3 separate regions of the Mus musculus genome follow, and all the other regions are linked to region 1. A link is a loop called in an ENCODE intact Hi-C map of the cell type or tissue named here. Cell type or tissue: heart. All regions are shown on one strand. Each heading gives the region's core, and the rest is flanking DNA. Links, peaks and the distances in the headings are about the cores only.

Region 1 (8,049 bases), core at 1,988-6,987:
ATGAAGACAAAGTACACTACATTTCACTAGATGAGCCAAGGATGAAGTGTGAATGGATGTTTTTGTAGTTATTTGTTTGTTTAATTTTTCGGTAGTTAGATAAAATGAGACTGCTCCCCTGAGAAGACGTCTTCCCTCCTCCTCAGCATAAAATTCCACCCACTTCTTCCCAAAGACACACTTCTGTTCTAAATCCTAATGGTTTTGCTCTTGCACACAGAGAGTGTGGGAAGCTACGCCTAAGTTGTTAGTGGCGGCTTTCAATCTTTTTCTGAACCTGGGATGAAAGAATTATTCTACTCTGAAGCAGGCAGGAGCTATGGAACAGGAGATCCAGGGAAGGCTGACCCCTGAGGGACAGCCACTTCCTTTGTTTTTCTGGAGTCTGTCATGCCCACGTTCGGAGAGACATTAAGAAAATGGCTGGGGAGAAGAGCAGGCATTTGCGGGGGCGGGGACGGGGGCCCCGAGATTTTACTCTGAGCAATGCAGAAAGCAAACAGACAGAGCAAAAGCCAACAGAAGAGCCAATGGTACGCTCATACCGTCACTTAACACAAAGTTAATTTAACTGGTTTCCCCTTTGGAGTCAGGCATCTTGGGGCCAGGTGTGGGGAAATAGAAGCAGAAAATGTTCAAGGTGTGCAAGATAATAGAGAATTGACCACAGCACGGTTTAGGGCAGCAAAAGCTGAAAGCCCACCAGAGGGACGTGATGAAGGACGAAAAGGGGTAGCATTCAAAGAGACACCTTGCCATTATTTAAAACGATCAAGGTTTTCTACCACGAAGACAAAGGATACTTGTGTAAAATCAAGGTGTCTGATATACACTAGTGTGATCTATAAGACCCTGAAAGAGGGCACAGAAAACTGCAGCCACTGTCTGTGGGGGAGGGGAAGCTCACACTGGTGTACTGCCCACCCCCTCCACCCTGCTGCTCCAGCCCCCACCCCGCTTAAGCTGGAAGCTCGTTCTTTAAAATATATGTCCTGAAAATTGTTTACAATAGACATTTTCTTTTTTATTTAAGGGTAAAAAAAAGTTCACAGCCATGTGTTAAATGAAACCAGTGAGGTATTTAAAACTATGCATATTCATATACATAAAACAAATAATTCTTTAAAAAAAAAGACTGCATTTAGGGAAGATTTCTGGAAGGAAGTATCATGCCGTCAAGTGGTTACTAGCCATCTCCACTTTGAACTTTCTAATGAGGGTGAACATATACTTTTTAGAAGTGCTTAAACTAAAATGATCAAATGAAAAGAATAGCCTAACGACATCAGCAAGTGCCATCCCACGAGGATCGTTCCCCTGCCCGCTTCCTGTACGTCGCAAATGAATTTCTGTTCCTTGCTTCCTAAACGTGGAGTATCATTCATTATCATCCACATTGGAATAGCTCTCTCTCTCTCTCTCTCTCTCTCTCTCTCTCTCTCTCTCTCTCTCACTCTCATGGGCCCTGTCTGTCGGTGCCTTTGTTCCCTGCTGGCTCCTGGAGAGGAGGGAGACCCTGAGGCTTCCGGATTGTAACCCCGCAGCCTCCGGTTTGCGCTCCTGACGTGCATTTGAGCAGCACTTGAGCGGCTCCATTAACCGGAGTGAAGTTGCTGAGAGATAAAATGCCATCTTGCTAGGTCCATTCTGTTGCGTCACCATCCTGTTTTAGGTCACGTCGGGTCGTGTGGCTCTCCGATGGGGGCTGGACCAGCAAACAGCGTTTAGAAACAGGATCTCTGTAAACGCCTTCTCCCTCCCCAATTAGCTCTTGGAAGCCCTCTGTTCCATTTTCTTCTGCCTCAGGCATGCGTAAAAGCGATCAAAGGGGAGGAGGGAGGAAAAGACACTTGTGAGATTGTGTTAAAAAAAAAAAAAAGTCTCCATGTGTTTGAGAGAGACTCACTTCGCCAAGCATTTACTGCAATAAAAACACGATTTGCTAATGAACATGATTCGTGTGTTCTGGGATTGATAACAGATACAGAAGAGCAGAGCAGTCGTGATCGCTGCTGTGGGTATAGTTTTCAGGCGAGGAAATACGGAGAACCCAGTTTATAATTTATTGAAGCCACGGCAGTTCTGGGCTGTGCTCGCTTCTGGTGTGCCCTTCTCTGGTTTCCAGGATGATGGTGTACCGGGAGCCTCCTTCTTGCCCCACAACTGTGCTGGAGCGGGGGAGGGGGGGGCGGGGGTTCGGTTCTTAATTTATCTCCTCATGAACTGTTTTCTCAAGGAGGCTAGGGTCAAGTTTGGAAACCAAATTTATGCAAAGAGGGATTGTGACATACTAGAGGGAGGATTTGAAACTCGAAGGGGGGGGCTACATCCCAACTTCTCTGGAGAAGCAGGAATTCCCAGCTCTGTTTTGATCACTTGAAAATGTCACAGTTTAGTTTACAGGTATTTCTGAGGGATCATTTTTGATGCCTTTAAATTTAGGAAAATACTCAAATACAACCAGAATTAAGTGTCTCTCAAGATGGAAAAAAAGGGGCCTACTGGCTATTGTCTGACCTCCCCTGGGCCTGATTGACTAGTAGAAATTGCATCTCCATGGGAACAGATAAATGTCTGCTTTTCATGTCATGAAATAACCAGCTCGGTCCTCGGAGCTTCACCAACCTAGCACTTTATCCGGGCGGCTGTGAGCAGAGTCTCCCTTTTCATGTTCAGCCAAATTATCTGCTAGAATCTCTTTTCAAGCCTAAGGAGGGGGAAAAACAGAGAAGGGAGGGAGGGAGGAGAGAGAGAGAGAGAGAGAGAGAGAGAGAGAGAGAGAGAGAGAGAGAGAGAGATCCCCTCCCCCTTCTGCATGGAGTTAATTACTGTATTTTCCTCGGGGAGACGGAGGAAGAAGACACCCGCTGAAATAACACGCAAATGATGACTAGCATGTAGTATCTGCCTGTTCAATAGCTGTGGGTGATTTTTAAAAAGGAGGCCGGCCAGCGAGTGCCAAGGCGACCCTGAGAGGCTGGTCCTAGGACCCACTAGGTTTTGTTTATTTGTTGTTACACTGGGACTTGGCTGTGGAGTCTTAGGCAAGTGGACAGCAACTGTTTCGCGCTGGGGTCTGAGAAGTAGGGTGAATGGGAATCATGGGAGAAGTCGCTGGCGAGCCTCAGATTATCTGCCTCCCACCCCCATCCCCAACCCCGAGCCTCCAACATCTGCCATTTTGACTCCCGTCTCTGGTGCGGCGCTCTGTGCCCGCCACATTGGAGGATAGTCTGAAAAGAGAGCCGGGGCTTTCTCTATCCACGTTCTAGACATTTCGGCTTCTGTGCTTGGTTAAAAATACCACCAGAAGCAGCATCTTTTTATTTTTTTCTTTTTTTTTCTGATGATACTGCAAGATTTCCAACCCACCTTTCTGCGTCAGAGGGAGAAGGAACGAAGAAGAAACATCAAAAGGAAGAGAGCAGAGGCAGGCTCCCTCCCGCACAAGAACAAACTCTTGTGGGGAAAGATATCCTAGACCGATGGTTCTAAAACCAGGCGCCAGAGCGCGAGCGGGGAGCGGGCTCTCTCTTTTTTGGGATCTATTTACCCTCTCCTGTTATTGTGTCTTCTGTCACTGAAACTTTGTGGTTTGTTTCTCTTTTCTTCCTCTGCACCTCCACCCAGACAGCCAGCAAGTCTGAGCAGGAAATGACTGAAGACTAGTGAGCTGCACCCCCACTATCCCCCACCCCCACCCCACCCCTCACCACCCACCCCCGCCCCCTCCCAGAAGAATCCAGGTGAAAGATGCCTGCAGGAATTTGAAGATGGTGTGAGCTCGGCTCCGTGCTAGCACACTCCTAAGTCTGGAAGGCCAGTGGTCTTTATCTGGCCCAGCTGCTGCTGATGCGGAGATGGGAATGCACCCATCCAGTGTGTGAACACTGCGCCCATTGTACCCTGCCGAGCTGATGGATGCCTGAGTAATTGGCATGGAACCTACTCTATTAACAGTACAGACAGATATGTGAGCTAGCTGAATCCCTCCAACATATGCCGGGCGTTAGCCAAAGGAGTTTACCATTCTGCCAACATCCCGGCCATTCGGCACATAATTAGGCTTAAGGGTTCTATCACTCTGCCGGGGATCAACAAATAATGGGGAATTTTAGCACTTCCTCTGAATAAGAAGTGAGGAGGTTGTGGTAGTCTCAGTCTAGCGCTGACAGAGGGCAGTGTTGACCATGTGGGGGCGGGGAGGTGGTGGTGGATAGTTTGAGGCAGAAGAGAGTGGGGCTACACGTGCTCATTTCAGGAGATTTTAAAATTAGGGGTGTGTCTTTATTCGGCTCTTGTGTGTGTGAGTGAATAAGGAGGATATTTGTCACGTCCTGCTGGATGTTAGTGTCTTAAAGGAGAACGTGCCACCGTGGACTGACATACAGAGAGAGGCCATTTAGAATGCATGTGTCTGCATTCTGCAAGCCTCCGGCCTCCACACAATGTGCCACGGCAGGCACATGCCCGTGCTCACGCGCATACACAGCTAGGCAATGTAATTAAAAAGAAAGCGTTTAAGAAAGGTAAGGTGGGGGAAGGGGGAGGGAAGGAAACAAGGAGGAGGTAATTCTATAAATTAAAGGCATCGCATAGTACATGATTCTCTTTTCGCAACCATGTGTATGTATCTATAATACACACACACACATATGTATCCCCCTCGTTTTATTTGCTGTTGCTATGACAAGATACTCTGACAAATGTGACCAAGGGAGTGACTTAGACAAAGTTTCTGTTGATGCAACAAAGCACCTTGATTGAACAGTGAGTGGGTATGGAAAGGGTTTATTTGACATACACTTCTGCATTGCTGTTCATCATTGAAAGAAATAAGGACAGGAACTCACACAGGGCAGGAACCTGGAGGCAGGAGCTGATGCGGAGGCCATGAAGGGACCCTACTTACTGGCTTGCTTCCTCTGGCTTGCTCAGGCTCCTTTCATGTAGAACCTGGGACCACCAGCCCAGGGATGGCCCCACCCACAATGGCTGCACCCTCCCACATTGATCACTAATTATGAAAATATCGCCCAAGCTTGCATACAGCCTGATCTCATGGAGGTATTTCCTCAATTGAGGTTCCTTCCTCTCAGATGGCTCTAGCTCGTGACAAGTTGACTTAAAACTAGCCAGCACACCTCCCACCCACTCCATAACCATAGCCCCTTGTTTCCTGCTTCCCCATTGCTCTTGAAATGTAAAACAAAAAAACCCCACTATTGCTCTGTCTTAACTTCTCAAAAAATGCAACCTATAACCAATCAATCAGGGAGCTGAAAACAACTGGAATTCACAGCCTAATAATTTCAGAGGACGGGAGTTCGGAAACAAGGTGGTAGAGCCACAGTGCCCTAGAATCTTTATGGAAGTGTTGTTCTTTGCCTCCTAGCAGGTGGTGGTCCATCTTCCACGTTCTGGGGCTCCCTCACCTCGAGTCTGAGCCTTTAGACCTCATTCATTCTACTTCGCACAAAATATGGGTGTCTTTTACATGTTTAAATCTATTGTCACTATGTGTGTGTATGTGTGTACGTGTGTATATCTATACGCGTGCATGTGTGCATGCAGGGTAGGGACAGAATACAAGTGTACCGCGTGCATGTGGAGATCAAAGGTCAACTTCTTTCCACCTGTGCTGTGTGTCCAGAGATGGAACTCAAGTCACCGATCTTGGGGCACAAGCACTTTTACCCACCAGGACATCTCACAAGCCCTTTTTATCATTGTTATTTGAAGCGTCTCATGTGTGCCAGGCTAACTTGGATGGATCTGTGGATTTCACTATATAGCTGAGGCTAACCTGTCTTCAGACACACCAGAAGAGGGCATCGGATCCCATTACAGATGGTTGTGAGCCACCATGTGGTTGCTGGGAATTGAACTCAGGACCTCTGGAAGAGCAGTCACCCAACCTTGAACTCTTGATCCTACTGCCTCCCTGTGCCTATGAGCTGGGATAACAGGTAGAAGCCACCATGCTTGGAACAAAACCTGGTGGTGTCCGTTTTAAGGGCCTGGTTTGCAGGTGTGCCAAGAGTACTGTGTGCCTTCTGTCTGGACCGTCTGGGGGAGATTAAGCTCCCAATGAGATGAGCACGTCATGGAACTCTTCATTTCTGCCCTTCCTCCTTTTAAAAACTAAGTCATAATCCACCCATAATAACACGTGCCCTTTTAAAATTGCATCCATTGTGTGTGGCACTCGGGGCATACGAGCCAAGGCATGTGCATAGCATTTAAAGGACAATATGTAGGAATTGGTTCTTTCTTCCCACTATGTGGGTTCTGAGAATCAAATTCAGGTCGCGACCTTGGCAGCAGGCACCCTCACTCAACTGAGTCATCTACTGAGCCCAACTTCACCCATTTAATTAAAGTGACCAATGTCACGGGCATTGTAGAATGTTCTGAAAACTGTGAGACCGGCACCCTTTCCTGATTCAAGTCCCTTCACCCCAGAAAGAAAGCCTGTGCCATTGCAAGCCTTTCTCACCCCCTCCCTTCCTGGTCCCAGGCTACTACTGGTTCTCTTTGTCACTTTATGTCTCTGCCCACTTTGAACATTTCTCACCCCCTCCCTTCCTGGTCCCAGGCTACTACTGGTTCTCTTTGTCACTTTATGTCTCTGCCCACTTTGAACATTTCGTTCAAAGGAATTATGTAATGGGTGAGTCTTCGCAGCTGGCAGCTGGCTTCATCCTGATGGTGTGTTCTCAGCACTGCACATGGCCTGTGTCACTTTTTCCCTCCTTTTTATTTCCAAGTAATATTCCATTAGGTGAACAGTCCGCCTCTTTATCCACCTAGTAACAGGCAGCTCAGACTCTTTCTGCCTTCCAGCTTCTCAGGAGAAACTCTCTGAACACTCGGGCACAGGCTTGTTTGTGCAAGCGTGGAGGCATTCAGTCGTCTTGAATTCATGCCAAACTGTTCAGTGGCTGTGTCTTCTGGGAATTTGATGTTTCATTTACTCACTCATTCATTCATTCATTCATTCATTCATTCATTCATTGTTCATTCATTGTAAGCAAACCAAGGATGTTGTGCAGGATAGGCTAATGCCGCCCACTGAGCTATGCTTCCCACTGGTCCGTGCTCCCCACTGAGCTGTGCTCCTCCCTTCTATGTTTCAATTTTGAGTTCTTATTCTACTGCTTTTCAACATGGTGGCCACATTCTTGTCCTCCAGGCAATGTGGGATTTTTAATTTCTCTACAACTTTTTTAGTTTATTATTTCTGCCTTTTATTATAACCCTTGTAGTCAGTTTGACTTATATTTTATTTTTCTTTCTTTCTTTTGGTGGTCGACTTATTCCATTTTGCTCTGTTTTGTTTTGAGACAGGGTTACACGGAGCCCAGGCTAGCTTCAACCTTCCTGTGTAGCTGAGGATGGCCCATCGCCTCTGCCTCCTCAGTACTGAGGTTACAGTCGTGCACCACCAGGGTTTTTCTCATGGGCAGCTTCATGCCCATGAGGCTAGCTCCCCTCCAGCTACATCCTGATTTCAGTCGAGGGCTCACATCCTCACCACCAAGCTAAAGCTGCCCACACCCACACCACTGTATCCTTCCCTGCAGGAAGTACTGTATCCCCTTAGACTGCGAGCCAAACTAAATGTTTCCTTCTTTAAGCTGCGCTTGTCACAGCCCCTCTTGATCTTTCAGCTGCCAGCTTGTCACCTGACAAGCCCCCACCAGCAAGTGTCAGGCACTGTAAATGTGCATTATAGTAGGTAAGTCTTTTTCATTTATTTAGATTTTATTATTTGACATGTATAAGTGGTTTTGCTTGCAAATATGTGTGTATATGCACCACATGCCTGTTTAGTGCCCTCGGAGGTCAGAAGAGGGCTTTGGGTCCCCTGGAACTGGAGTTCCAAATGGTCATGAGCCACTCTGTGGGTGCTGGGAATTGAACACTGGTCCTCTGTAAGAGCAACAAGTGCTCTAAACCACTGGGCTATCTCTTCAGCACCTACCTCTCTCTTCCCCCCCCCCTCTTTATTTTAAACAAGTCTCACAGGCTGGCAGGATGGCTCAG
Region 2 (8,049 bases), core at 1,719-6,718, 63 kb after region 1:
CCTGATCTACATAGTGTGTGCTCCAGGACAATGGAGAGACCCCGTCTCAAACAAACATATACTTTACACTTTAAAACTTATTTACTGTGCATGTGAGTGAACACATGTGCCGTGGCTCAAGTGTGTAGTAGGACAGGGCATTACTTGGGGAGTCAGTGCCTTCCATTGTGTGGGTTCTAGGGATGAAACTCAAGTGTCCTATCACCGTCCAGTCCCTATTGCCTCAGCCATCTTGCTGGCCCTCCGTGCCATTTCTTAATATAGGAACTACAGCTTCTCTTCCGGCTGACCTGAACTTGCTAGAGAGACACTGTGCACACGTGATACAACCAGCACATGGGCTCAACATTATCAAATTAAAAAAAGAAAAAGAGAGGTTCCCTCTTGGTGGGTTCTAGTTCCCTGTGCAGTCTATTTAAAGTGGACTCTCCCTGACTTCTTAAGCTTTCCTATGAGACTGTGGGATGCAGGAAGGAAAAGAGCTGCAGGGGAGAAAGATATAGACCAATTGAGTCTCTGAGACAAGGTTTGTGTGGCAAACCTTGGCAAGCCCAGCCTAGGGACATCATTGAGTCAATAGCTCCATGCAGCCAAGCCTAGCTGTGTGATTCTGGGCATTGTCATCTCTGATCCCCGGATTTTCCCCATCTATGAGCAGTGAGGACATCCATAGATTCTGTCCCACTGGGGGTTTGCAGTTTGAATTAAAGAAAAGAATACAGGTGACTCTCCGAAGGTGCTGCCAGGAGGGAAGGAGTGTATCTAAGACATTTGCTTCCTTAATGCAGTGGTGGGTGACAATTCTCTTCCTTGCCCCTGAAATGCCTAGTGTTCTGCAAATGCGACCCAAAGAAAACCAGCACCAGAGAGAGGGGTCTGTCACCTCAGAGGGGAGCATCATACACCAGAGAACAGGGGTTTCTTTTACAAGGTTTGCGATGAAATTGGGTCAGAAGACAGTCTGATAGAATGCCAAGGGCAGGGGAAAAGGCTGACTCCGCCCAGTGCAGCCCAGCCCAACAGGAGGGCAGGGCACAGGGACTTTTAGCTGAGTAATTCGGCAGAATTCCTCCCACACAGCCTTCTGCCTCCTTCTCCAACAGTAATGTCCGTCTCCCAGGTGTTTTATTGACCCACTTGAGAAGGCTTCCCCTTCCCGATTGTCCCACTAAAAACAGCCTGAGTTTGTCATCAAACTCCACCATGTATTTCCCATGGTGCCAGTATAACCACCCACTGAGTGAATTACTAGAAAAATGATAAGTTGTTTTTTTTTTTTTGAAAAATTATAGTTTTCTTTCTCAATGATAGGGGGGAAAAACATCCCCACTGTTACGTCAGTGTTAAAATTGTGAAATCAAACACTCAGTCAGCCACACAAAGGAAGTTAAACTCAGTGGGGATCATTAATTAATAAGATGTTAGTGGATGAGGAGGAGGGTGGGATAGACAGAGGGTGGGGAGGGGGGAGGGGCTGGGATAAGATGATACCAGAATGCACTCTGGGAGGAAAAAAAAAAGAAAGAGGAAGCCATTTCAGAGAAAACCCATACTTTAGACCACTTCCTTCTCTTACAGGTAATCTGTGTGTTGTAAGAGAAAGAGAGAAAGGGAGAGAGAGAGAGAGAGAGAGAGAGAGAGAGAGAGAGAGAGAGAGAGAGAGAGAGAGAGAGAGGAGAGACAGGAGACCAGGAAGCCTGAGGCAGAGGGAGGAAACTGGCAGAAACCTCTTTGTGGATTCTAGAAGTTACAAACGCAGGTTCTTTGGAAAGCAGGCCACACAAACTCCCCATTTCTCCCGTTCAAGATAAGAATGTGTAAATTCGGGGGGGGGGGGGGATGGCTGGGGGTGAGGAATTGAACCCAGTCCTAGAATCCTATAGGGACCTATTTGTTTCCCCCTTGGCTGAGCCACTGACTCTCAACCTTGCAAACGGGACAGTCTCCTTTCTTTCTTCCTTTCTTCTGTGCCTTGAAGTCACCTGTGAAATCCTCTTAACACCGCAATGCAAACAGAAGGCGCCATTTGAGGGAGGGACTCTACAGTCCTAGGTAAAGGTGAAAGGTCGGGAGCTCCCAACTGTCAGAAGCTTCCGCTGCTCATCTTTACTGACGTTTTAACCCCAAATCACCGATTTCACCTCAAAATTTATAATTTTATACATTTTAAACCTTTATAAAATTTTATAAGGTTTTTTTGTTTGTTTGTTTGGTTTTTTTGTTTGTTTGTTTGTTTGTTTTGAGACGGTTTCTCTGTATAGCCCTGGCTGTCCTGGAACTCACTCTGTAGACCAGGCTGGCCTGGAACTCAGAAATCCACCTGCCTCTGCCTCCTGAGTGCTGGGATTAAAGGCGTGCGCAACCACCGCCCTGCTTGTTTTGTTTTATACAAGACCTCACTATATAGTCCTGGCTGGCCTGGAACTTGCCTCTGCCCCCCACTGCTGGGATCAGGGGCCATGCCACCCTATCTAGCCTAAAACTATGTTTCAAGAATAAATGAGACCTGACACCTGGGTTTGGCTCTGCTTACAACTATAATTCCATTTCCAGGGTTCTGATTTTCCTTGGCCTCCTCCCCAGGCACTAAGAGTGTACATGGTACATGAAGGCAAAATACCCACACAGATAAAATAAAAATAATCTTTTAAAGAATACATATTAAGAGGGTGGCAAGATGGCTCAGCTGTTAAGAGCACTGACTGCTTTTCCAAAGGTCCTGAGTTCAAATCCCAGCAACCACATGGTGGCTCACAACCACCCGTAATGAGATCTGATACCCTCTTCAGGTGTGTCTGAAGTCAGCTACAGTGTACTTATGTATAATAATAAATAAATCTTTGGGCCGGAGTGAGCAGAATTAACCGGAGCGAGCAGAGGTACCTAAAGTTCAATTCCAACAACCACATGAAAGCTCACAAGCATCTGTATGGTTACAATGTACTTACATACATAAAATAAATAAATCTTAAAAATAAAAAGAATGCATATTAACGGCTGGGTGTGTTGGTACACATCTCTAATTCCAGCTCACCAGAGGCAGGGCTAGTAGGATCTCTGTGAGTTGCTAGTCTACCTAGCAAGTTCTAGGCAGCCAGGACTACATAGAGGTACTCTGTCTCAAAAAGCAAAATATATAAATAAATAATGTTAGGGAAGTACCTGAATTGGTAGGGTGATTGCTCAGCACATGAGACACTGGGCTCCACTCCTTCAATGATAATAACTTGTAATTCAAGACATGAAGGCTAGGAGTTCAAAGTCTGCCTCAGCTACAAAGCAAATTATAGCTGGCAGCCTGGACTTCCATGATAGCTTGTCTCAAATATATAATTTATATACCCACTATATGTGTGTGTGTGTATTTTGGATATATATATATATATATATATATATATATATATATATATATATATATGCGTGTGTGTGTTTGGATATATATGTGTGTGTGTGTTTATCTATAAATATTGATATATTTGTTTTATTTATATACCCACTATATGTGTGTGTGTATTTTGGAGATATATTTGGCTATATATATATAGCCAAAAACAGTCTCCTCGTTTAAGAAAAGAGTCAGGATGAAGCTGTTTCAAGCAAAAAACCAGCTCTCTCACATTTCTTCCTGACACAAACATTTGTTGACAGGCTTTTGGTCACTAAGCTAGCCTGAGTTCAGAACTGAGAAAAGGATCAAGAAATCAGTACTCCCTAGCCAAACACACTCTCATTTGTAACCCATTTCTGGCCAAATTCTGTAAGGCTGGGGCTTGTATGTAAGGCTTCCTAGGAACACGGGCCAGCCTATCTGGGGACCACGCCCATTTACAGTTCCACATGAAACCTGGAGGCCGGCCAGGGCTATGGCCAAATAGTTACTGCACCAGAATTAGTTAATCACAGGCCCCGGGGGAGATAGAGAGAACCCCCTCCACATGGACTAGCAGGGTATGGGGAGGTTCTGAGCTTCTGTCTTGGACACCCCAAGACCCTCAGCTATGTCCACTCTGCCCAAACTCCCCAGACCTCAGCAAATCGGGATAGCCTATCCGGGTTTAGGCCACAGACTGCTTTAGGCAGAGGTAGGAGAGAGAGAAAGAGAGAGAGAGAGAGAGAGAGAGAGAGAGAGAGAGAGAGAGAGAGAGAGAGAGAGAGAGAGATGGTGCAAGCAGGTTTCGAAATCTTGATGATTTCATGAACCAGTCAGTGTCTCCTTGCAGAAAAGCGCCGCGATTGGCGTCGGAGAATAACCGGCTTTGGGAAGCTTTCTAACTATCCAGGAGCCGCTGAAGCGGCCAGGCATCCCGGTCTGCCTGTTTCCATCCTCCAGAGGGAGTTCATTCACCTGATAACAAGGCTCGCAGAAAATAAACTGTCACACACTCGCTGCTTCTCACTTCCTGTTCTCTCTGGCAAACGCCCGAGGTTGTCCTCCTCGCTTCTGTTTCCTGTTTGGCTTTTCCATTGTATTCATTTAGATTTCTAGTCTTAAGAGTTATTCACTAAGCTGTCTTTTCAGCTGGCATAGGTGAATTGTTCGTAATAATGCGTTGCATTATGGCCTTTTTGGACATGTATATGATGAATATGGTACTCCACCCCTCCCCCACCTTCCAAAATGCCCCCCCCTTTACTTTTTTTTTTTTTTTTTTTTTTATCTTTGTGTGTGTGTGTGTGTGTGTGTGTGTATCCCTGGCTGTTGTGGAACTCACTCTGTAGACCAGGCTGGCTGCCTGTTTCTGCCTGCCAAGTGCTGGGATTAAAGGCACGAACAAGTATCCCCCTTTTATTTTTAAAATGGCCATTCTATCTTGCGCATTACCCAATGAGTTTAATTAGGGTTGTTTTCAGGAGTGTAGGTGGGAGAGGTGTTTGAGCATCTTAAACTAGTCAACATTTAAAAGTCGACCTTCTCTTCAAGAAACTGGTGTCTTTAACCTCAAAAGGAGAGTAGCTGTAGTCACTAGAATGGCATTCTGTATGTTTCTGTAGCGTATGAACTACATAAATAAAACTAGTTCAAATGTTACCTTGAAATCATTGGGACATGGTACCTATTTATTTATTTATTTTAATTTAATAACTTTAGTTTTGTGGCGAACGAAGCTGAGTACCATGTGGCTGAGTCACATCCCCCCCCCCCTCCAGCGCTCATTTCAATTTTAAAACTTCCTTAAATATCCCTTAACCAATGAGAAGGCAGTATCAAGGTACAAAGTTGTGGAAAACGCATCAAGGAGACCCATTACTTTCTTTGCTAATCCAGAAAGATTAATCTTAAAAAATGTAAAAAAAAAAAAAATTAGGAAAAATCCTGCCCCTTTTGTCTCTCCATATAAACAATCCTACATAAACAGTCCAAAAGCTGACACAGACGACGCCCATTGTCCCTGCTAGTGTGGTTAAAAGTAGCGTCGGCGCGATAAACCCAGTGATTCAGACGTGGAGAATATTGGTAATGTTGTAGGTATGCAAATAGAAATTAGTCGGGTCCCAGGAAGACTCTGTAATTCTAAATTCTGTAAATAAAGTTAAAATCGAGAGCGTATCTGAGGTTACCCGGAATCTATTTGCATACAGGCTTATCTTGTTTTTTTAGGCAGAAGAAGAAGGGTGGGGAGGGGAGGAGGAAGAAGGAAAAAAAAAAAATCCCAATTTTCACCACATGTTCTCAAAATATGTCGCCTAAGACGACACCGGGTCGCAGGCCTAAGTGCTGACTATAGAGAACCCAAATGCACGAAAACGGTCTCCGTGGAAGCAGCAACCATGCCGCTGGCCTCGGGTCATCTTACTGAGAAAATTGCACAACCACACTTTATGTCCGTAGGGACTGCCGGGTTGGGTCGGGACTGATTCCATTCCCACTCGGGGTTCAGAAGTGGGCTTTGCCCCTGTGTAGGGCCAAGGTCGCAGAGGGTCCCCGGATCTTTCTGCAAGCCACAAAGGGGCAGAAGGACTCGTAGGAGCCAGGACGCCCGGGAGCCCGCCCCGGTGCGTTTCGCTTTACACCTGGTGCTGCCTTAATCCCGGGAAGGGAAACCGGAATCGCTGGTAGTTGGGGGGGCCGGAGGGGGGTGCTGAAATTGCCATGTGTGTGTTGGAAATAGTTCAAGGACACACCAGGATGAGCAAGAAAGGCCATACTTATTGGAAAGACATTGATTTATTTTTTAAAGCATTTTTAGCTCAATATATTTATTTGTTTATTTGTTCTTTCTGTTTGTTTTTGTAAAGTGACAAACTTTATTCAAAGCAGAGGCAGGGTGATTTTGGTTAGAGGCCAGCCCGGTCTACAAAGAGAGTTATAAGCCAGCCCAGGGCTACAGAGTCAGACCCTGTCTCAAAAATGAAAGACGGAACAAAACTATTTAAAAGCAAATCGACAGTCGGTTAACTCTGCCAGGAACGGAGGACTTAAAGCTAAGCAAGGGCGGGGCTGGTCTCAGGGTTCAGTGAGAAAAGGCACTTCCTGAGGGGACAGATGAATTGAGTCCCTGGGACCCACATGTGGAGGAGAGGGTGGACCTCTGACCCCCATGTGTAGGCTGTGGCACATGTGTCCACATGCCTACACACACTCACACATACATAATGCTCAAGGACTTATTCGTAATGTAATTCTTGCTGTGATAGGAGCTGACCCAAGGGCTTCATGCATGGTGGGCAAGAACTCTCACCAGTACTTGTTTTTAAGACAGGGTTTGATGTAGCCTAGGATGGACTCCAACTTATTATGTAACAGAACATAGCTTTGAACTTCTGATTTCTCCTGTCTTCAACTTCAGAGTGCTGGCATTACAGACCTATATCACCACCACCCTTGTGGGTTTGTTTGCAGGTTGTTTGTTTGTTGTTTTTTTGTTTTGTTTTGAGACAGGGTCTCTTCTCGATATCCCTGGCTATCCTAGAACTTACGATGTAGGCCAGGCTGACTTTGAACTCACAGAGATCTGCCTACCTCTGCTGGGATTAAAGGCGTGGGCCACCTGGCTTGGCACATTAACTGTATTCTTACTGGGACAATCAGAAAGTCTGGTAGAAACATCTGTAATCAGCTTGGTAATTCATTTCCATTGTAATGGAAGTTTTTAATTCTAAGCCTGTGTGTGTGTGCTTTAAAACGTTCAAAAATAAGTTGGGAGAGAAGATATTTTAATTGCTTTCAAATGTCCCAATAAATTCAGAGCCAGCTAGTGCTGCTGCAGCACTTCCTTGCCAGACTGTGACAGGCTTGTTTGCCAAATCTCTCTCTAAGCTCTCTCCTCCTTTTTCTAATCTTAGGAAGTGTCGAAGATATTAAGTGCTGCTGGCTGGTCAGAAATGTAAATGTTTGCAGAGGGCTTAAACCTTCAAATGTCCTAGGAAAGGCACAAACACCAGATTGCTCTTGTGAAAACCACCTAAAACATAAGGAACAGGAAAAAAAATCATAAGTCCTGCCCCAAAAAAGTATATATATATATACATATATATGTGTGTATATATATACACACACATATATATACATATATATGTATATGTATATGTATATATACACATATATAAAAGTATATATATATGTATATGTATATATATACACACATATATAAAAGTATATATATATACATATGTATATATGTATATATATATACACACACACACACACACATAGCCCTTGTTTAAATAATTTGTTATCTTCATAGTTCCTATTGCCAGCCTCCCAATAAACGGCCAGTCTGTGACTAAGGAAATAAGTCCAACCAATGAAGGTAGGTGGAGAAATATCAGTAGGGCCAGGAGGCCCGAGGTTGCTATCTAACCGTCAGGACAACATTTGCAGCTTCTGCAGACACCGCTGGCAGGCAAGGGAGCAGTGCTTGAATCCTTGACAAAGTTGCTAAGAAGGCTTCAGCCCATGAGTAACCGCCGCTGAGCACCGTTTCCACCCATTCTGTATGAACAGAACCAAACCTCCGGGCCCTGGTGAGTGTCCTTGTGTCCCAAAGCTTAGAATTAATTCACTTCAGGGCTGGGATCTCATGTAGCAACAATCTCAAGTCCCTAACT
Region 3 (8,049 bases), core at 973-5,972, 100 kb before region 1:
TTCTTCCTTGACTAGCCCAATAAATCAGCAAGGTGGAAGGAGGTACTAATTAAGTGATAGCTGTAAGTAAATGATTTTATTCATAGCATCTCAATTTCTTCAGGTGTGCTTTTCACCATTTCTGTCTTTTAGTTCAAATAAACTCCAACATGAAAATCAATCTGCTGTGCATTTAAAGACACCTACACAGAAGGTCTGAATCATTTGCCAGATTTAAGCCCCAAATTTTATTTCCATTTTGGCTGAAAGCAAACTGTTCCTTTTAGGGCTTGGGAGCCTCTCGGTTTCCCACATTGAATGACATTCTAGGTTTTTGTGTAACCTCCTCTGCTCCGCACATTCTAGATAACTGCTACAATCACTAACTTTCTCATAGCCCCACCCCCACCCCTGCTGTGCTGTCTCTGGGGATGTGGCCCTTTCCAGTGGCTGTGGCTGTGGATTATCTGAGTAATTGCTTCAGTTCCTCGCTTGTTTTTGAGCTGAGGGCCAGCCTGACCTCAGGGCCCACTGCAAATGACTCAACAGTCAAAGTGAGAGTTTCGTCACTAAATGTGGCCCTGTTTGCTGTAGCTGTTTTCTCTCTCCCAGATTACTCAAATACCATCTGGCTAAAGTCAAGTTGTCTCAGAACCCACAGAATCTCTACCACGGGCTCTGTAGGACCTCTGAAAACTCAGCCATGTTGCAATCTCCTTTGGAGACTATGCAATGATTGCATGCTGTCAGCCCAGCCTCTCCTTCTGCCTCGCGTCCTCCCAGGACCCTGTTGCCTCCTGCTAACTACTGTGTATGCCTTATCTCCCCACAACCTTTGCTAAGCCAGAAGTCAAACTAGAGGCCACTTTCCCAAGTGCCCCATTTACCTTCTTTTCCTTCTGACAGTTCCAGATAAATCCTCAGCAGACTGTCTTTCCCCATCTAACACAGCTCCACCGTGTCTTTGGGGACTTTGTGACATCACCCAAGAATGTATCCTTAGAAACAAAACTGCAAAACCCAGAACACCAGGAGACAATTAAAGAAATTTTCGATGGTGAGATCACAAGTAGTAGAGACTTCTCCTTAACGGGCAGCAACTTTCACGCACTCAGCACTCTCCTGAGGCAGTTTTGCAAACAAGTTAACAATACCCTTTTCTGACCGCTCAGACCATCTTTAAGACAGAGCCTGTTTTGAATGAACAGTGTACAGAATGTACAGTATGCCACCAGGCTTTGGCGGTCCCCAGGGAAAGATAAAGGAAGATGTGTCCAAGAGGAGCCTTCCTCTTTCTCTTTCTCTTTCCCCTTTTTTCTTCTCTCTCTGGCTCTTTGTGTCTCTCTCTCTCTCTCATTTCATTTCTCCTTTCTCTCTTTCATCTCTCTTTCTTTCTCTCTTTTCTCCATCCTTTCCTCTCTTTTCCTATTTCTTCCTCCCTCTCTCAAATTCTGTCTTTTATCTCGCTCATTTCTTTCTCCCTTTCCTCTTTCTCATTTCTTCTTTCTCGCTTTCCTCATTTTCCATTTTCCCTTCCTCTCTCTTTTCCTTTTTCTCTCTTCCTCCCTCTCTCGCATTCTGTCTTTTCTTTTCTCTCTCTCATTTCTTTCTCCCTTTCCTCTTTCTCATTTCTTCTTTCTCGCTTTCCTCATTTTCCTTTTTCCCTTCCTCTCTCTTTTCCTTTTTCTCTCTTCCTCCCTCTCTCGCATTCTGTCTTTTCTTTTCTCTCTCTCATTTCTTTCTCCCTTTCCTCTTTCTCATTTCTTCTTTCTCGCTTTCCTCATTTTCCTTTTTCCCTTCCTCTCTCTTTTCCTTTTTCTCTCTTCCTCCCTCTCTCGCATTCTGTCTTTTCTTTTCTCTCTCTCATTTCTTTCTCCCTTTCCTCTTTCTCATTTCTTCTTTCTCGCTTTCCTCATTTTCCTTTTTCCTTTCCTCTCTCTTTTCCTTTTTCTCTCTTCCTCCCTCTCTCGCATTCTGTCTTTTCTTTTCTCTCTCTCATTTCTTTCTCCCTTTCCTCTTTCTCATTTCTTCTTTCTCGCTTTCCTCATTTTCCTTTTTCCTTTCCTCTCTCTTTTCCTTTTTCTCTCTTCCTCCCTCTCTCTCATTCTGTCTTTTCTCTCTTTCCTCTCATTCTCCGCTCTTCCTGTTGCACAGCTGCAGATGGACCAGGAGACCCCAAGTGTGTCCAATCACCGGCCCCACCTGAGCCACACCTTCATCTTTACTATTACTACTAACACCGCACCAAGTGTCAAAATTGAGCTCACTCTATATGTAGCCCAGGCAAGCCTTGACCTTGCGCGCCTCCTGCCTCAGCCTCTGGCGTAGTAGGGATTAACCAAAGCCACTTGAGATTTTCTTCAGTCAATAAATCCTTACTGTATATGATGGCAACACACTCCTGAGTCCAGTACTTAGGAAACTGGAGGAGGAGAATTGCCATGAGTTTGACGCTAGCTTGGCCTACCTAATGAGTATTCGTCTCTAAATAAATACATAAAGAAGTCTTATCAGTGCCTCTCCCAGCAAGCCCTGCATGGGGCCTCAATGCTGTGGTGGGTGGGGATTCTGGTTGGCTATTGCTAATAATATACCCAGAACCTAAGTCCAACACACTAGCTGCTGGAGCAGTATTCTCAACCTTCTTACAGTAAATGTTAAGGTGATACCCCCCCACACACACACACACGCACCATAAATGCATTTCATTGTTACTTCATAGCTGCAATTTTGCTACTGTTATGAATAACAACGTAAAAATGTCTGATATGCAGAAAAGTGGGGGATCGTGACCCCCAGGTTGAGAACCGCTGTGCTAGACACGTGTTACTACCTGGAAGTGATTGTATAGTCATGAAAGTGAAAATGCCATTTCTTCACTTGTATAGCCTTTCTTTTCCGTGTTGGTTGGAGTTATTATGTCGGATAGGACAAAGAATGTTCCTACCAGCCTAGATTCTCTGCATGGCGCTGGAATCAACAGTCAGATTCCAGCGGACATTCCTGGATTCCTTCTGCTGGGTCACTCAGTGCGGCTTTCTCCAAACCTTTGTCTTGTAGGATTGGAGAAGTTAGCACGTTTTCCTCGCCCCCCGCCTCCCGCCCCTCCCTCCTCCCTCTCTCCCCATCCCTCCCCTTCTCCTCTGACCCTCTCCCACCGTCTATCAAACCCAACGAAGAAGAGAAAAACAACCTAAGTGATTTCACTGATTGTCACTCAGTCCACCACCAACGCCAAAAAAAAAAAAAAAAAAAAAAAAAAAAAAAAAAAAAAAAAAAAAAAGCAGGACTGACTTTAGTTCCGCGTTTCCGTTCCCGTCATGCACCAGAGCCCGTGTGCACCAGGGAAGGTTGCTAGCACGGTCCTCGCCCCCAGCAAGCTGCCTTCATCTCCCCAGCAGAGGGCAACTGCGTTTCAGCTTCCTGATGGAGAGTGTTTACACCGCCGTTGCTGGGGGGTGGGGTTTAAAGATGGAGTGGGCGTGTGTGTGTGTGTGTGTGTGTGTGTGTGTGTGTGTGTGTGTGCGCGCGCGCGCTTCCAGTGATACTCTGCGTATTGAACGGCAATGCAGGGTACCAGATAATTCTGGCTATCTGAAGGGCAAGCCGTGGGAGCTTGGCGAGCAAAGTCCTACTTCACAGGAAATTCACGCCTGGCATTCCAGGACAGCACAGGGACCTGGCCCAGGGACTCTGCAGACCCTGTTCTGTGGTACTCTTATTAAGGAGGGAGTGTCAAGTCAAGCTGGAGACAACCAGGCAGCACTTACGGCCTCAGAGACAGACACAGATGCCCTTTCTTGGGATCAGACTGGGTCTGGAGGGCAGGCCTGTCAACAGCTGGACAACTTATTCACTTCTGCCAGGCCACAGCATGGCGGTGGCTATACAAGAGGACATGCCAGGGACTAAAGGGGCTACAATATTCACGAGCTCCTCTCTGAAGACCTGCACTAGCCCATCTCCCTTCCCCAGTGGCTCTGTCTCGGTCATCATCTCCCTCAACAAGACTCTCAGCACAAGGATATGAAGACAGACAGGTACCTGGGAAGGTGGGAGAGGGAAGAAGAGAAGAAGGAAGACTATGTAGGTGACATACACATATTCAGGTGACACGGAACTAATTATGTTGTAACTAAAAAGAAAATTCAAAGCAAATCAAGGATATATCTGATATCCTTAAAACACATATCCAGAAGGGCTGGGGACTTTGATACCAAAGTCAGACTCACATCTGTAATCATATTACCCGGTAGACTGAGACAGGGAAACTGAATTCAAACCCAGCCTGAGCTATATAGAGTGTGATTCTGTCTTGGGGAAAAAGAAAGCAAAATAACATAAAATTTAATATACATGAAAAGAAAGCTGGCTGAAGAAACAAGCTCAAAGCCCTGGATCCTGTCCTGATGTCCAAGAAAATAAAGTCTCAAAGACCTGGAGAAACGACCAAAGGTTAAGAGCACTGGCCGCTCTCGAAGACTAAAGGCTCATTTCCCACAATCTACTCTATGGGTAACAAGTGTCTATAATTCCAGTTCCAAAGGATCTGATGCCCTCTTCTGGCCTCCATAGGCCCTAGGAACACCTATGGTGTACACAAATATATGCAAGCAAAATATTCATACGCATACAACTAAAAGAACATTTACTAAAGATGTAGCAAGACAGCACCGGGCACAGCTGGATATGGGGATTCATCGCTTTTGACTTCGAGCAGTTGGCTTGGGTGGGTCTCCTCTCTAAGTCAGCCCCTGCTGGCTTCACCTTGATGCCCCCTTATTTTTAAACCCCTGTTCATCTAGACAGGACTAATGTGTGGCCAGGCCTTGGGCTCAACACTTTGGCTTCTTTCTGCAGAAATCTTTCAGGATCACCAAGAACTGCTAAGTCCATGTGAACCCAAAGAAACTGAAAGTCTTCCCACACAATTCCTGGCAGTGTGTCTGAGATAAGTAGAACCTTGTGACAGTGAAACAGTGCAAAATAGAACTCTGTGTGTGTGTGTGTGTGTGGTGTGTGTGTGTGTGTGTGTGTGTGTGTGTGTGTGAGTGTGTGTGTGTGTGTGTATGAGAGTGTGTGTGTGTGTGTGTGTGTGTGTACATGAGTGTGGTGGTTTGAAGAGCTTTGACCCTCATAGACTCATGCGTTTAAATGGTTGGTCCACAGGGAGTGGCACCGTTAGGAGGTGTGTCTTTGTTGAAGTATGTATGACCTTGTTGGAGGAAGTGTGGGGAAGGGCTTTGATGTTCTATGCTCAAGCTCTGCCCTGTGCAGAAGAGGCAGTCTTCTCCTGGCTGCCTTCAGATCAGGATATAGAACTCTTGGTTCCTCCAGCACCACATCTACCTGCATGCTTCCCACCATGGTGAGAATGGACTGAATTTCTGAACCTGTAAGCCAGCCCCAATTAAATGTTGTCCTTTATAAGAGTTGCTTTGGTCATGGTATCTCTTCACAGACATTAAACTCTCCCTCTCCCTCTCCCTCTCCCTCTCCCTCTCCCTCTCCCTCTCCCTCTCCCACTCCCTCTCCCTCCCCCTCCCCCTCCGCCTCCCCCTCCCCCTCCTCCCTCTCTCTCTGTGTAAGAGAGAGAGAGAAATGGACACAGTGTGTATAGGGTTGTGTATTCACCATGGCCCTCTCTCATGCTGAGTAGTTCCAATCAGCAGCATGCGTGACTGAGGCACACATCAGATGCTGCTGTGACATTTCCGTTTTCACCCTTCCTCTTCTGCTTCTGTACTGCCTGTCACGTTCCCAAACACAGGACAACACTTGGGGCATCTGATTCCACTAGTGACAGTGACATCATGGTCTGCAAAGGGACAGGGTGTCCACATGTCACCCAGGAATGCAGCAGAGTCACAGAGAAGTGTCACAGAACATAAATGAGGAACATCCAGGTAGAAGTAGACACCGAGTACAGGGGGGAACCACTGGATTCTTTTAAAATGTCAGTATCATAAGCAGCAGAGGACAGAGCAGTGGGACCTCCAGAGTCCAGGAGCACACAGGCAGTCCAAGCTTGAGAGGCTGGATGCCACAGGTAATGAAAGGTGTCTCCACACAGACAGGTTCTCCACCCGGCTCGTGTATGTGTGACTTTAGCATAAGTGCAGGCTTACCTTCAAAGCTAGAACAGCTACCGTCAGCATCCCCTCGCTTTGTCACACTCTGGAGAGAGCAGCTCCTGACTCATCGTGACATGTAGTCAAATGAAGAGCCCATATTTGCATCCAAGACAACTCATCAGTACAGAGTCAAGCATCTCTGTCCCTGAGTATTTGCGTAAGTCACCCGAGGTCCAAGAGGCTGGCTGTAAGTTTCCAGATAGCGCAGCCACAAACTTCCCTTGTCAATGCAATTAATCTGATTCTCTTCACTTTAGTCTCAGGCAGACTTTTCAGACAAGGGCAAAAAGTAGCCACATTCTTCACCAAAATACCACAAAAACTGTCTTTATGCCACATTCTGAAATTCTTCTCCTTTGAAATCTCTTAGGCCAGGTCAACACAGTTCAAATACTCCCAGCAACAAAGTCTTCCATATTCCTACTAGGAATTGATGACCCATTAATCTCCATTTAAAGCATTCCACTGTGTTGCAAATCCAAAGTCACCAAATCCACATTCTTTCAAAGGAAAGCATGGTCAGGTCTATCACAGCAATACTGGTACCAACTTCTGCCTTATTTAGGGTTTTACTGCTGTGAACAGACAGCATGACCAAGGCAACTCTCATAAAAACAATATTTCATTGGGGCTGGCTTACAGGTTCAGAGGTTCATTCCATTATCATCAAGGTGGGAGCATGGCAGTATCCAGGAAGGCATGGCGCAGGAGGATGATACCCAGTGGCTCTCAGTTCTTCTGTTTCTTCAACTGGAAGATCTCCCCTACTAACTGCACAAGCCCTGACCCTTCACACTGCTCTTTCGTAGCTTGGAAGTGCTTACCCAGTCTTCCATAGCTGTTTGTCTCTGCACTTCGGGCCTAGCCCATTTGCCCTAGCTCTCTAGGTACTATAGGAGAGCAGGACTAACCTAGAGCAGAGGAGCACTAACCTGTAGGAGAGGAGCACTAACCTATAGGAGAGGAGCACTAACCTATAGGAGAGGAGCACTGACCTATAGGAGAGGAGCACTTACCTATAGCAAAGGAGCACTAACCTACAGGAGAGGAGCACTAACTACATTGTCATTCCAACATGGGTGCTCCCTCTTGGAAAACATGTGTTCTTCAAGGGCAGGGCCCTCCAGAGAACAGCTCCCAACCCACTGGGTTCTGATGCTTCCTGTCCCCTCTGTCACCTGGAAGACTGTTCCCCACTGGTGCTAAATGGTTCATGTCCTTTGGCACATTCTCAGTTCTCACTGCTCTGGGGAGCTCTTTCTAGCTCACTCTTCTTTTCTTTGGTGTATTTTCCTCCGAGAACATATTTCTATCTGGGCATGTGTGTGTGTGCATGCACACACACACACACACACACACACACAGAGGCTACAGAGGGAGCAGCAGATAGGAGCGAATATTTCAGAATCTCATCCCACCACCACTGGGCACCCACATCCCTGAAAACCCCTTAAAAGCCAGGAATTTGTATCTTTCTCAGCACTGTACCCCAGCTCCTGAAGCCAAGCCTGACTTATTAGGTGTTGAGTAGTTATTTTTATTTTTGTTTCCAGATGAGTCTCGGGTAGCCCAAGCTAACCTGAAATTTAAATCTGTAGCTAAGGATGACCTTGAACTCCTGGTCCCCCTGCATCTCCGTCCCGTGTGGGATTACACGCATGCACCACCACGCTTTAGTCATGCAGTTCTGGGCATCACATCCAGTCTGTGCCTACTAGGCAAGCACTCTACCAACTGATGGCCCCAGATGGCCTATACTTCTTGAACAAACGAGCAGAGGTGGATGCATAGTTGGTGCTCCGAAAATGCACAGATAGGAAGACCAGTGTTGGGAGGTTTCACCTGACCCAATTCAAGACCCAGTACAAAGCTACACATGATTGACAGAGCGTTGCTAGCACAGGAAAGATCAGAAAGAGACAACCAGACACAGTCA

Evidence for each region. Hi-C counts contacts between places; a loop is a spot of excess contacts. Peaks named below come from ENCODE experiments on the same cell type or tissue, not always from the same donor. Only the 100,000 strongest peaks of a DNase experiment are listed, where the experiment ranks them.
Region 2: a loop joins it to region 1, with 2.9 times the contacts of the local background. A loop is called at or near these places in 6 of 42 quality-filtered maps.
Region 3: a loop joins it to region 1, with 4 times the contacts of the local background. A loop is called at or near these places in 8 of 42 quality-filtered maps.

What each region holds. Positions count from the first base shown.
Region 1 is chr2:170,214,788-170,222,836 of GRCm38, reverse strand. No RefSeq gene overlaps it. Among named protein-coding and RNA genes, the nearest start is that of Gm17619, 25 kb to the right of the region's middle. In heart, for the core only: a CTCF peak has its summit at 4,163; DNase peaks (open chromatin) are centred at 3,096, 3,916 and 4,176; H3K4me3 peaks cover 2,601 bases; H3K27ac peaks cover 3,239 bases.
Region 2 is chr2:170,151,453-170,159,501 of GRCm38, reverse strand. It overlaps a transcript of Zfp217 not described here. Among named protein-coding and RNA genes, the nearest start is that of Zfp217, 24 kb to the right of the region's middle. In heart, for the core only: a CTCF peak has its summit at 4,325; DNase peaks (open chromatin) are centred at 3,851, 4,301, 5,821 and 6,521; H3K4me3 peaks cover 2,759 bases; H3K27ac peaks cover 3,472 bases.
Region 3 is chr2:170,314,709-170,322,757 of GRCm38, reverse strand. Gm34542 (a long non-coding RNA gene) reads right to left here and starts at 3,533. Exons shown (of 3, transcript XR_375322.3): 1 at 3,274-3,533; 2 at 867-990. In heart, for the core only: a CTCF peak has its summit at 3,368 (motif pointing right); DNase peaks (open chromatin) are centred at 3,367 and 5,767; H3K4me3 peaks cover 1,749 bases; H3K27ac peaks cover 2,167 bases.